Regions from separate parts of the Homo sapiens genome. Here regions 1, 2 and 3 are each linked to region 4. Evidence: read pairs that join two places in POLR2A ChIA-PET (ENCODE). Cell type or tissue: MCF 10A. All regions are shown on one strand. Each heading gives the region's core, and the rest is flanking DNA. Links, peaks and the distances in the headings are about the cores only. Region 1 overlaps CDS1 (CDP-diacylglycerol synthase 1). Region 2 overlaps CDS1 (CDP-diacylglycerol synthase 1). Region 3 overlaps WDFY3 (WD repeat and FYVE domain containing 3). Region 4 holds the start of CDS1 (CDP-diacylglycerol synthase 1).

What was found. ChIA-PET counts read pairs that join two places held together with the same protein. Peaks named below come from ENCODE experiments on the same cell type or tissue, not always from the same donor. Only the 100,000 strongest peaks of a DNase experiment are listed, where the experiment ranks them.
Region 1: POLR2A ChIA-PET joins it to region 4 with 35 read pairs; 3 of 35 experiments call an interaction of 5 or more read pairs at or near these places.
Region 2: POLR2A ChIA-PET joins it to region 4 with 28 read pairs; 3 of 35 experiments call an interaction of 5 or more read pairs at or near these places.
Region 3: POLR2A ChIA-PET joins it to region 4 with 25 read pairs; 3 of 35 experiments call an interaction of 5 or more read pairs at or near these places.

Annotation. Positions count from the first base shown.
Region 1 is chr4:84,633,648-84,636,898 of GRCh38, forward strand. It overlaps CDS1 (CDP-diacylglycerol synthase 1), which reads left to right. Exons shown (of 13, transcript NM_001263.4): 7 at 210-292; 8 at 1,617-1,704. Among named protein-coding and RNA genes, the nearest start is that of CDS1, 52 kb to the left of the region's middle. In MCF 10A, for the core only: no CTCF peak of the experiment used is centred there; no DNase peak of the experiment used is centred there.
Region 2 is chr4:84,637,371-84,640,621 of GRCh38, forward strand. It overlaps CDS1 (CDP-diacylglycerol synthase 1), which reads left to right. Exons shown (of 13, transcript NM_001263.4): 9 at 1,554-1,622. Among named protein-coding and RNA genes, the nearest start is that of CDS1, 56 kb to the left of the region's middle. In MCF 10A, for the core only: no CTCF peak of the experiment used is centred there; no DNase peak of the experiment used is centred there.
Region 3 is chr4:84,689,688-84,692,938 of GRCh38, forward strand. It overlaps WDFY3 (WD repeat and FYVE domain containing 3), which reads right to left. Exons shown (of 68, transcript NM_014991.6): 59 at 3,198-3,251; 60 at 1,944-2,098; 61 at 819-977. Among named protein-coding and RNA genes, the nearest start is that of WDFY3-AS1, 110 kb to the right of the region's middle. RefSeq lists an enhancer at 1,401-2,600. In MCF 10A, for the core only: no CTCF peak of the experiment used is centred there; DNase peaks (open chromatin) are centred at 1,634 and 1,884.
Region 4 is chr4:84,580,768-84,584,018 of GRCh38, forward strand. It overlaps CDS1 (CDP-diacylglycerol synthase 1), which reads left to right and starts at 2,360. Exons shown (of 13, transcript NM_001263.4): 1 at 2,360-2,751. The coding sequence starts at 2,635. LOC102723338 (a long non-coding RNA gene) reads right to left here and starts at 1,454. Exons shown (of 8, transcript XR_007058460.1): 1 at 782-1,454. RefSeq lists silencers at 1,967-2,176, 2,217-2,316 and an enhancer at 2,153-3,106. In MCF 10A, for the core only: no CTCF peak of the experiment used is centred there; a DNase peak (open chromatin) is centred at 2,024.

The DNA.
Region 1 (3,251 bases), core at 281-2,780, 53 kb after region 4:
TACTTTGTTAAATGTTTTCATTATTTTAAGGTTCCAGTAGGCAACAAAACAAACATAATTTACTAACAGTGTTTTTATTTTATATGACTCTAACTTGTACATTTTGACCAAAAGTCATGGTAGAAATTTGGGTTTCAAATCGCTGTTGCTTCTTCAGCTGCACTGATCAGTTGTGTTCACTAATTTTTGTATTGTTGGGCTATTAACAGTTCGCATGGACTCATGTCACTTTACTGATAACTGTCACTCAGTCACACCTTGTCATCCAAAATCTGTTTGAAGGCATGATATGGTAAGGCAACAGAATTATGCTGCTTTATAAGTATGTCATAGCACTTTTATAGTTCTTTAACGTTGGATAGTGTCTTACAGATTTCTACTAAAATGTACTGTTTGTTGTTCTTATATTCCATTAAACTATCTTACTGAGTTTTGCTTACTCTTTGACAACTAAAGACAAAATGCTTCATTAACAACTGGATACCATTCTTATTCAAGTTCCAAATATAGGAAGTTCCCATAAAAGACCCAAAAAATTAATTACATTTTCAGGTGTTAATAAATCCTAGTGTAACTTTTCACAAAAGACAGACTTTAAATATAATATTTATTAAGATATTATTTACATAGAATGCAAAAAAATATAAAACTTTGCCTACTAGTAACTACTGTGAAGAAATGCATGTTTTTCTAGGTGAAAGTTGGGTAGGTTTTCTACTTTGCTCCTGTGTAGGAGTGGGTTTCCAGATTGTAGAAGTTAATTGCTCTATGGCAGTGGCTTGCATATTCAGAAAGCATTTTTGTTAGGTAAAAATTATAAAACTTATTACTTAAAAATTAGTTGGAATGGAGAAAAAGCTTAAGATTAAAAAAAAATCTGACTGTATTTTTCCCCCACTCATTTAAAACTCATTAATTAAAATCTTTTACAGTTGATGGGTTTTGTCAAGATAAATTGTATTCCCTTGACAGCTTTATGTCTTTTTACCAAGGGTGTGGTTGTGTCTTTGTGTGTGTGTGTCTCTGTGTGTATGTGCGTGTGTAAAGTAATTGGAATCATTTTAAGATTGTCTTTCATGTATTGTACAGACTTTTCATTGATGGGGCAGTTACTGAAGTAAGTAGGTTCTGTACATTCAGTAGGGTTTACTGAAATCATAAGCTAAGATAGAATTAAAATTAATAATTGAGAATATGTATTAAGAGCTTGATATAAATTTATCAGATTATGTTCTGTCTAAAGAAATGACTCATTTTCATATTAAAAGGCTGGTTTTCTTAAGATTAGCTTTCAGTCTGCCTTTTATTTTTTATTGTAACATGTTCCTCATAAAACTAAAATGAAAACATCCATAACTGTAGAAATCAATAATTTAATATTTTCCTAGCATGCTAGTTTATTTTTAGATTTTGCTCTGTTTAAATTGGTAAGTGGGCAAATTTGGTTGATATTTATCATTTCTACTGTTTTGGCAAGTGTTATGTTCTGGGTAGGCTGCAGTGCAATCCAAAGGGTTATTCTGATGGTTCATTATGAATCATAACCTTTCCGAATATCTGCCACTTACTCAGGTGAACTTTTTTCTGCTGACTTTTTTTTTTTTTTTTAAAAACAGGTTCCTTGTTCCAATATCAAGTGTTATCTGCAATGACATAACTGCTTACCTTTTTGGATTTTTTTTTGGGAGAACTCCATTAATTAAGGTAATGGAAAAATTTTATAAGCAAGCCACTATGTAACCTTAAAGATTAGCCACTGGAGAACATTTCCAACAACTGTGCTGTTGTGCATTTTTTATTTTTGAGGTGCTTTGATTTTCCTTAGCTGCATGGTGCAGAAGCAGCAAACCATATTTCTCAGTACTTCCATCTGGGTTCTTCATCAGCTCTTCTGTTGGCTCCTCAGGAAGGGCATGACTCCATCAGTCTGCCTGCCTGCCTGCCTGCCTGCCTGCCTGCCTGCCTGCCTGCCTGCCTGCCTTCCTTCCTTCCTTCCTTCCTTCCTTCCTTCCTTCCTTCCTTCCTTCCTTCCTTCCTTCCTTCCCTCCTTCCCTCCCTCCCTCCCTCCCTCCCTTTTCATCTTCATTTTATCTTTATGTGGTTTCTTTTCTTTCCTTTTTTTTTTTGAAGATGGGGTCTTGCTTTGCCACCCAGGCTGGAGTACAGTGGTGCTACCATGGCTCACTGCAGCTTCCACCTCCCAGGCTCTAGCAATCTTCCCACCTCAGCCTCCCGAGTAGCTGGGGCTTCAGGTGCATGCCACCACACCCGGCTAATTTTTGTATTTTTGGTAGAGACAGAGTCTTGCCATGTTGTTCAGGCTTGTCCCAAACTCCTAGGCTCAAGCAGTCTGCCCATTTCAGCCTCCCAAAGTACTGGGATTAAAGGCGTGAGCCACCGCCCCTGGGCTCTGTGGTTTTTTCTCTCGGCCATTGGTGCAGTTCTTCTTTATCCTCCTTTCCAGCAAGCCTATACACAAGCCTTTTCCTTGACTCTCCTCTCCCTTCAACCTGTCGCCTTACCTGTCCCCTCCTTTACCAAACTTTCTCAAAGAAGAGATTATATAATACACCTTCACATCCTCATATCCATTTGTGTGACTTTTCATATCCAAACTCATACCAAAAGAAGATTTTGGGGCCCTACAATAAAATACTAATAAAATACAAGTAATAATGAAAGGGAAAGGAAAATACACATGAGTAGACCATGTTGTTTTGCTATAGAATTGGTTCTATTTATGGGCAATGGTAAAGAAGGAAATGAACTAAATTACATAGTTCTCATTTGGGAGAAGAAATAAACTAATTCTTCATGGAAATCAAATCATTTTCTAGAACTGATTTCTTCTAAAAGAGCTCTTCTTTATTTTTGTTTAGTTTTTATTCGTTTTTGGAGACAAAGTCTCGCCCTGTCACCCAGTCTGTAGTGCAGTGGCGCAATCTGGGTTCACTGCAACCTCCGCCTCCTGGGTTCAAGTGATTCTCCTGCCTCAGCCTCCCAAGTATCTGGGATTACAGGCGGCTGCCACCATGCCTGGTTAATTTTAGTATTTTTAGTAGAGACAGGGTTTCACCATGTTGGCCAGGCTGGTCTAGAACTCCTGACCTCGAATGATCTACCTACCTCGGCCTCTGAAAGTGCTGGGATTACAGGCGTGAGCCACCACACCCGGCCTAAAAGAGCTTTTCATGTTGGAGTTTCAGATAAGATTCACACATTTCACATTATTGGGCAAAGTTTTTAATAAT
Region 2 (3,251 bases), core at 347-2,846, 56 kb after region 4:
TGGCTGGGGAGGCCTCAGGAAACTTATGATCTTGGCGGAAGGGGAAGCAGGCACATCTTATATGGTCAGAGCAGGAGGAAGAGGGAGAGTGAGGAGGTGCCACAGACTTTTCAACAACCAGATATCATGAGAACTCATGGGACAGCAATAGGGGGATGGTGCTTAACCATTAGAAACCCCCTCCCTGACCCAGTCACTTCCCACCAGGCCCCACCTCCGACACTGAGGATTACAAGTGGACGTGACATTTGGGTGGAGACACAGATCCAAACCATATCAGAAGCCTTCAAAAAGGCTGTTATAGCTGTGGAAGAATATTAGCAACTGATTTTGAACACAGCCTTCTAGTGAATTTATCAGGCTGGATTAATTGTATAATATACTTAGATAATTGAACAGTTAACCCCTAAATCGATATGATATGCATCAATTTAATTTGATAAGCTATCTTTACAATAATCAGCAGGCACTTTTGAATTTGAGTCTGCTCCTACTTCATGGCAGTGATAGTGAATTACCCTAGGAGAAGGTGTGTCTGTCCCTTCTCTGTGGCAGAATTGTTATCAGATTTGTCAAGAAACCATTTCTGCCAACTGTTTTGGTTTGGGGCTTTATGAATATCAGGACAAGAAGTCTATGAAGAGCTCCTATAGGTTAACCCATAACCCATTTTAATACTTCAGAGACTTTATTCTGATATTTGGTTTCTGTCCCTCATTAATGACCTGATGACCAAATCCTCCCACACATCACAGTCTTTATCTCCCCTGAGCAACAACTTTCACTTTTTGCTCCTGAATCTTTTCCTCCTGCCCCAACACCACTAACTTCTAGATTTTTTTCCAGATTTCTTTCCATGAATGGTCCATTGACTGGGCAGCAATAGCCTGAATCCAACACAAACAATATCTCTTCTTTGAAGTGCAGCATGTTCCTTTCTTCTTGGAAATGGACATAGATTGTGAAAAAAGAGAGGATATGTCAATACTTGAGCAAATACAGTATCTGGGGCTCTGGAGTATTTTGCCATATCAGAAGGAAGTCTGTGTGTATATAGCATATTAGGAATATGTGAAAATTATATGTGCTAAAATGTCCATGTTTTGTTGTACTGATTCTATTTTTGGCCAATAGCAGGTCAATACTGACTGTGTGTACTTGGAATGAATACGTCTCATTCTTATTCCAAGAACTTACACCAACTATTATCAGGTTTTATATTAGCATAAGAGTCATGGGACAGTTATTTTAGTATAGAGTTTATACTCTTTTGAGAGACAGAACAAATTTAGACCATTTAACATGAACAAACACATATTCACAGCATTTCAAATATTTGAGGGCCTACTATGTGTTTAAATATTATTAGAGAGATTTTCACTAGTAAATCAAGATCAGAGAAAAGGAAAAAGGGTTTTGAACTATTCCAATAAGAGAAAAAGTAAGGAGAGATGTACAAGTTATTGAGGAAATAGTTTATATATATATATATATATATATTGTGAGTTTTGTGAGTGCAGTAAAGCTTTTTAATTTTATTTGCCCTTTTTTAGTTGTCTCCTAAAAAGACTTGGGAAGGATTCATTGGTGGTTTCTTTTCCACAGTTGTGTTTGGATTCATTGTGAGTATTACTAAGATTTTTATTTTGTATACATTTCGAAATATGATACCAAGCTTACTGGTCTAATTTTAAACCTAGAAAAATTAAACCACAAAATGCTAATAATATATTTATTGAAACCTACTGAAAAGAACCAGTTCTGTACCTCAGCAGCCCTTATCCTGGCTACATATAGAATCACCTGAGAAGCTTAAACAAAATCTATGTCTCAGCCTTATCCCAGGCCAGTTAACACCCCCAGGTAATTCTAATGGCCATCCATGCTGTCTTGCTGACTTGCTGACTTACTGTTGTGCTGTTGTGTTTGGTAGTTTCTAACAGCTATTCTGCCTTAGGCGGGGCACAAGTACTGGGACAGGTGGTGGCCTTGTGTAATAGCAGAGGATGCAAATACTATTGAAAAGCTCTGCCTTCTTAAACACATGGTGGCCACTTGGCTCAGTGGGTGGTTACTGTTGTGGGCCCAACTTGCAGAAACAGTCTAACTATAAACTATTAATGTTTGCTTTTAGCATGTTAAATAGCTATTTTTCATGTTTTACAAATTAGTTTACAGTTATAGGATTTAGATTTTTATTAAAAGGTGTCTAGTGAGAATGAGAGTATAGTACCATAGCTGGATATAAGATAAATGTACAAAAAAGTACTGTCAGGAAGCTTTACTTTTCCTAGTTTCTGACAGTTGTGGTTACATTCTGTATCCAAATCTAGAGTACCTAGTAACAACATGAAGCCTGGAGAGAGTGAATATACAAATAAATGGAAATATGCCATGATCCTGGAAACCACCAGAATTCCTCTATTTAATTTATAAATTTAGTTCATTTGCAATGAAAATTTTAATAAAATGTGATAAAATTATTCCAGTGTTTTTGTGGTAGAATATTGATGAGATAATAATGGACAGATAGAAGAATGCAAAAGGATCCAATCTCATCCAATGTTTTTACATTACAAAGCGAGAATAATTAAACATTATGAAGCTAAATAGTGTAAGAATTTGTTATTATCAAAGACTAACTTGAAAATACCACAGGAATAGCCATATCATTGGAAGAAAAGTAGGAGCTACCCCATAAGCATGTAATGCATGACAAAATAATGAGGAAGGAAATTCCACATCTATATGAAATTATATATATATAATATATATAATAATATGTAATATATATAATATATATTTTATATATATAAAATAAACTGGTTGTTTGGAAGCAAAATCAGTTTATATTCATTCCTAGTGTCTTGAATTTCTATTACTCATTCTCGAGCAGAATAATAGGGTGAATGGCTGCAAGAAAAGGAGAATAAGCTGTTGTCTAGCAATTTAAATTTATAACAGGATATCTTATTTTATGTATCTTATTTCCAAGGCTGTGGACAGCTAGTTTTAAAAATTGCAATGGTGTGGCCAGGGAAAGAATAATTTAGTCAAAGTTTTCTGGGTTGGCTAAGAACAATGGTGTTTTTAACCTGTACTATTTTGTACTATTTTATTGTAATTTTGAATTACTGGTTAATTATTAACTGATGAAATTAATAGAAGCTTGTGTGCAGTATACTTCAGTTCTTTATTCTCCTGTACCGTATAATTGTGATTATGCAGAGATTACAATCTTATTGATTTCA
Region 3 (3,251 bases), core at 405-2,904, 110 kb after region 4:
GACTTTAGACTTGTGTCTTGACCACTCTAACCTGTGTCTTTTTCAGGGGTAAAATGGGGCTAATAACTACCTTGTAGAATTGTGTCGACTAGAGTTTTGTATTTGTAGAATACTCAACACAGTCCCCTGAAATAGAGGTGCTCAATAATTGATAAGTGGTATTGTTACATTATTTTTCAAATTTATATCATTAAAAATACTTAGATATATGCTCCTTATTTAAAAAATACCTTATGGTAAGTTCTCTCACAGATCAAATATTAAGAAATGGCTTAATTATAAAAGGACTCTTGCTTTAAGTAAAAATTAATAATAGAATCATGTATGTAATAGACAATCAGAAATACTCGTTAATTAAATCATCAAGGGCTCTACTGAATATATTCATGAGTTTGGCATATCCTTAAGTATATGACAAATGAGAAAAGAGAGAAACAAAAAATAAAGAATTTAGTGGCAGATAAATGGAAATCACCCTGGAAGGAAATTAATATGAGTCAATAGCAAACATAATTCAGTTTGCAAAAATTCAATTTAGACTTTTGCATTTATATTACTTAAATACACTGAAATATATGTTACCTAAAGATAACTTTCTTCAGATTTTAACAAAGGGACCGGCTTAGATCATTGTTAGAAACAACCTATTCTGATTTCCTTTTTTTTTCAAAAAAGTATTTCTAGCAACAGAACGTCACTTTGGTTTTGTCCATTAGATCTGAAGTACCTCAGAATTAAGGAAGCTTTTTACTTCCTACAGGGTGTAGGCACAGGAGATGGACTATGTCCTTCTTGGCATTTTCTATGTTCTCTCTTACCTGTTTGAGGGTGACGGTCTTGGCCTTTTCTTTGGAGGTGCCCATCTCCCACACACACACAACCGTGCTTGTTCCACCCGTGATGACCAGCTTGGGGTTGGGGCAGATTGCACAGAGAATCTGGCCCCACTCAGACAAGCATTCATAAACAGTCATGGCCTATAAAGTAAAACGGATGTGAGACACACATGCCGTTAAGTACTATACAAACTTCTGAAACTCAAGGAGCAGAATTGAGTGAAGGTGCAGGCACCTCACCAGCAAATAGCGGCTCATGTTCTGAGCTAGCTTTAGTTCAGAAGCATATCCACTGAATCTCTACCCTGAACTACCCCTACCGCCTCCAAACTATTGTTGCTGCTGAAAGCCATAACCAAAAAGGACTTTGCTCATAATGGGGGTCTCTGGTTTCTCCAGATTGGGAAAGTGATGCTCAAATTGTGTGATCTATGGAAGGTGCAGGGGACAATGTGGCAAAAGGATGCATTTGCTGTAGACAGAATGTGAAAAGAGAGCACGACTGCTGCTAAGGAGAACATCAACAAAATGGAATCGTGTTACAAAGCAACATAACAGACTATGCAGATTCTTTTCGTCTTGCATTTGGGAAGGGACTGTTGGAGGGCAAACACAGGGCACTAAAGGATCACTATGGATTGTCTCTCCAAGAGGTACTTATGGGACCCAAAACAGTTGCTGTTGCTTCTTGTGGGATGGAGCAACAGGTTTTCTGCCAGCTTGTTTGGAGCACTAAAATGAAAAGTGGGGCAGATGGTGACTCATCAAAAGGAGGCTATTCTGGTTGACAGAAATGCTGAGCTCCTTGCTGGCTAGGATCTCTCGGAGGAATTCTTTGAGTGAGAAGGAAACTGCTAGCCCCTGTTACACAACTTTGCAAAAGAGGCTTGTTCTGCAGGGAACATGACATCTCTATGAGCTCCTTTATCCTGCTCTCATTCAGTGAAGCTCTCCTTTCCCCAAATAGGAAAGCTCACTTTTCTTTTGGGCTTTGGAGGAACAGCTGACAAGCCCTTGGACTGGGTTCTCCCCAACCCTATTAGTCATATAGGATAGCCAGACCACAAAAGAGCAATATTAAATGAGTAGGCAGGAAATAATGCAAACCTTGTCTGACTCATAGGTTCCCAGTCTGCAACTGAGGTCTGCATAGCCCCAAGCAAAAGTTTTATTCCAGGTTGGTGGGATAAGAACCTTATTCTGTTCCACCGCAAGAATACCTTTATCTGTACATACGATTTGTCCTACAGGTTCTTTGAGTTCTAGAAAAAAGAAATCATGGTATTAGGACAGGAACAGGAAAAACTAATGTCATTATCTCATAGAGCATGATAATTTCAAATATTCATATAAATCAAGCATCCTGATACCTACGTTGAGAAAAAATGATCTCTGAAATAGAGCTGGGCTTTTGAATCTCCTACAAGACCTGCTGGGTGGAATGTTCAACCTAACAGGGCCTCTGCAGGACTTTCCTCCAGCTTTCCTATTTCTGGGCACTCTCTGGTTTGGGTACTACCATTCAGGTTTGCCTCCCTAGGGTTGTACAGAGTAATCTGGGATGCTCCCCAGAATGTCATAGGGACACAGATTATCAACAAACCTATGTCTTTAGTACCTCCCAAGTTATAGCCAGACCTTAGACTTCCTCAAGGAAGGTCATGTCATTCCCCAGAGGAACGGACTCCTTGCTCCACACCAGCACTCTGATGACCATATTACTACTCCAGAAGAATCGCCAACAGTGACTGACGCTGGCACAGAGCAGAGTCTGTGTAATGAGGACAAATGGCATAGAATGGCACACAAGTTAACCAGATTTTGTTCCAATTCTTGGATATTTTTAAGCGACAACTTCAAGATTTTGCAGAACTTTTTTTTTTTCATTCTAAGGGGAAAAAACCTACTTGAAAAAATATTTTTAGATATCCCATTATACCATTAGATAAAACACAGATGTCTTTTCATTGGCATACTAAAAATGTGTTCTTTTACTAATATATCGGATAGGCAGAATATATTTAAATGAGAATGAAATTATGAAGACAAATTTTTTTTATCTATAAAGTTGAATTTACAAGGTTTTGGTATTTTAGAGCTTTGATTATCTTAAAGAGGAGAGAGAAGACTGTTTGGTTCTTTCTGATATGAAGTCCAACAAGCCAAAAAAAGAAAACAGAGAAAAAAAAGCAAAAAGAGAAAATATAAATACTAGTAGGTATTTAGTAATCTAACACAAAATGTATGGCACTTATTAAACAAATTATGCTATCGTCAAAAAGCAAATTTGTTATTGTTAAACTGGGATTATTAACAATCCCATTAAATCATTAATCAAAAGTTTATTTCTCATTATTTTACCTTTTACAGGTGTTAGAGAAGGCCTCAAGTTGTCTAGATGATGAAAAAAGATCT
Region 4 (3,251 bases), core at 545-3,044:
TTAGATACACAAATACTTACCATTGTGTTACAGTTGTCTAAGTAATAGGCTATACCATGTAGCCTGGGTGTGCAGTAGGCTATGCCATCTAGGTTTAGTATACCCTGTGATGTTGCCCAATGATGCATTTCTAAGAATGTATCCCCACTGTTAAACAACATATGACTGTATAAATTTCCCTTGTTGTGCTATACCTTTGCCATCCCATCATTTCTTCATTCACCTCTTCAGCAAACATTGTTACCTATAGAAGGGTGGTTTTTGGCACTGTGGAAAGAGCTAGACCTGTAAAGATGAATAAGCCAGTTTCTGCTGTCTGGACTCAGTCTATTCACTCAACTAGTGGTAATAGCTATAATGAAGAAGATTGAAAGAAATTGCTCTCTTAGCTAAAACACAAGAAGGAGCAGAGCTTAAGGAAGGTGAGGTAAGTAGAACCTCACATTCTATTTTGGCAGTCTTTGCATTGGTCCCACTTTTCCTGGGTTGGGGAATACTGTTTCTTCTATCACGCACTACTGTCCTCTGTTGTTCCCCTCTGTCACTCCTCTCACTCTCTTTTTTCCTCCTGCAGCAAAGGGAAAAAGTCAAAGAGGCCATGAGAGGACTAGGCAAAGGGGAAACAGGAAGTTGTTCAGGTACCTTGTGTAGTAGGTCTCCTTTTCTTGGACCATGGGGGAAAGCAAAGGCTGGATTCTGATCGTCTAAGAGCTAAAAGGGACCACAGAGGCCATCCTTACTATCCGTTTACAGCTGAGGACACTGAGGGTTAATAACTTACCAAGGCCATGCAATTAGTGGCATTGGCAGCACTAGAACTCAGGCTTCTTGACTTCCAGAGAGTTAGAATGGAGCACTTCTAATCCTTTATGCAGGGTAGGGTAGTAGCCAGAGATGGAAACCCTACTACTGGCTTCAGCCATTATTCTGATTATCTTCTTCACTATCAAGCACTCCTTCATTTCCGATCCTCCAAACAATTGGACAATTTATTAATGTAGTCACCCCATAGTTCTCTGTTCAGTAGGGACTTATTTTCAAATCTTCTCTGTCATTTCAGTTATCCACCCCATAAGGAACAAATTATGGTTTCTCGACATCCTTTTGAAAACGTGCAACCCAAACTAACCGCACAGCTTCAAAGATCTGTTTGGTGAGGTAAAATGATGTCTTTGTGTTCTGCTTTTCAATGCATCCTAATTTGACTTTTGGTTTTGCTCATTTGTTAGTAAATTTTCAACACTTTACTTACTTTTACCGTGTCAGTAAAGACCTTGAGGAATTTACATAGTTGATCTATTTCTATAAGGGTGCTCTCCTGAACCTTGTCCTGTGTGAAGGCCCGCCTTTTTTCTTTTTTCTCTTTGTTTCTCTCTTTTTTTCATTTGTTAGCTTGTCAGTAATGACCGGGTGGCGGATACATGTCAAGAAAACTAATCACCTTCTAACAGGATTAAGACTAGAATTAATGCAGATCTTGTGCCCTTCCTGTTCCCGCTTTGGCAGCCCAAGGTCCACCACTGCTCAGAGACTAGCTGGAGGGCAACGGCGTCCCATAGCATCTCACACTGTGTTGGGATCCTAGGTGGTGACCTTTGTGAGATTCAGTACTGAGTTTCTGGGAGACGGCGCTGCGGTTGTGATCGGAATTGTTGGCCGACGCACCTCTGGACGCCCAGTGAGGCAAAAGCATCTCCTGTTTTCAAGGTGATGACACTGGGCTGGAATGCCGCGGGGCCAACCAGTCCGTCCTGCCAGACAAGTTTCTGGTCCAGTGAGCCTCCGACCCGCCGCGCGTGTCAAGCTGACAAGGCCGGGGAGGCGTTTGAAGCAGCAGTGTTGAGCGCTGTTAACATTTAGCGGGCGTCTTTGAGTAGCTCCTCCAGCCCTCGCAGCGGCCCAGGGACTAGCCTGCAAGTTCTCAACGCTCACTTCCAGCCCGCGCTGGCCCCGCCTCCGCCTCCCAGCTCCTCAGCCTCCTCCCGCCCCACCGCTCCCACCTTTTCTCAGGCCCCCACCTGCCAGCACGCAGAGGCGGGGGCGGGGTCGCGGGCCGGGCTCCTGACGTCACCTCACGGGGAGGCGGGGCTGTGGGAACCGCAGTGCAGCGCAGAGGGGCGGGGCCTGCGGCGCGAGACCTGGTGCGGGAGGCCCGGGCAGGGAGAAGTGTGCGGGGCCGGGACAAGCCGGCTCCGAGTCCGGCTCCGGGGGGCGGGGCGGGAGGGGCCTGCGCGGCGGCGGGAGCCCAGAGCCGCGCTAAAGCGGGTCAAGCGTCCTCCTTTTCTCCCCGCCCCTTCTCCTCCTCCTACCTGGGCCTCTGCGTGGAGACGCGCACCTGGCAACCGGAGGCCGCGTCTCCGCCTTCTCTGCTCGCGCCTGGCGCCCGGAGCCTGCCCGGGACCTCCGCCGGAGCCGCGCTCGCTGCAGGCGGCCTCGAGCGCTCTCTCGTTGATGCCGTTTTGGAGGTGACCGGCGCGGCGGCCGCTCTATGGTGGGGCCGCGTTAGTGGCTGCGGCTCCGCGGGACTCCAGGGCGCGGCTGCGAGGTGGCGGGGCGCCCCGCCTGCAGAACCCTGCTTGCAGCTCAGGTTTCGGGGTGCTTGAGGAGGCCGCCACGGCAGCGCGGGAGCGGAAGATGTTGGAGCTGAGGCACCGGGGAAGCTGCCCCGGCCCCAGGGAAGCGGTGTCGCCGCCACACCGCGAGGGAGAGGCGGCCGGCGGCGACCACGAAACCGAGAGCACCAGCGACAAAGTAAGTGGAGCCGAGAGAGGCGGACGCCGCGCCCTGGCTGGGTCCTGGTTGGAAGCGGGACACTTGAGAGCAAGGGTGGGGCCCGTCCAGCGTCAGGTGAGGCTGCACGCTGCCGGTGCACCTTCCTCCCTGCCTGGCACTGCTTCCTCCTTCTCCAGAGGGGGTCGGGACCCGGGATCCCAGTGGCGGTGAGGTTCCCAGGATGACCGCGGCCGCTGCCCGGGAGAAATGGGCCACTCAACCCGGCTTACAGTTTAGCTTCATCCTCTTCCGGTCCCTTCTTCAGGATCTGGGGCCGACGCTGGAATCAGGAGGGAACCTGTCCTCCTAGGGGCTGCAGTGCAGTTAGTAGCTGCCACCTCACCTCTCTTTTCAGTAGAGGGAACAAAGTTAGTAAGGACTAGAGACGTGCCACCGTCGGCTGTATCATTTCATCGGATCCTGACGCGGGAGGCTTGGCTTCTCGCGCTGCCCCATATGCACTTACATTTTCTCCATCC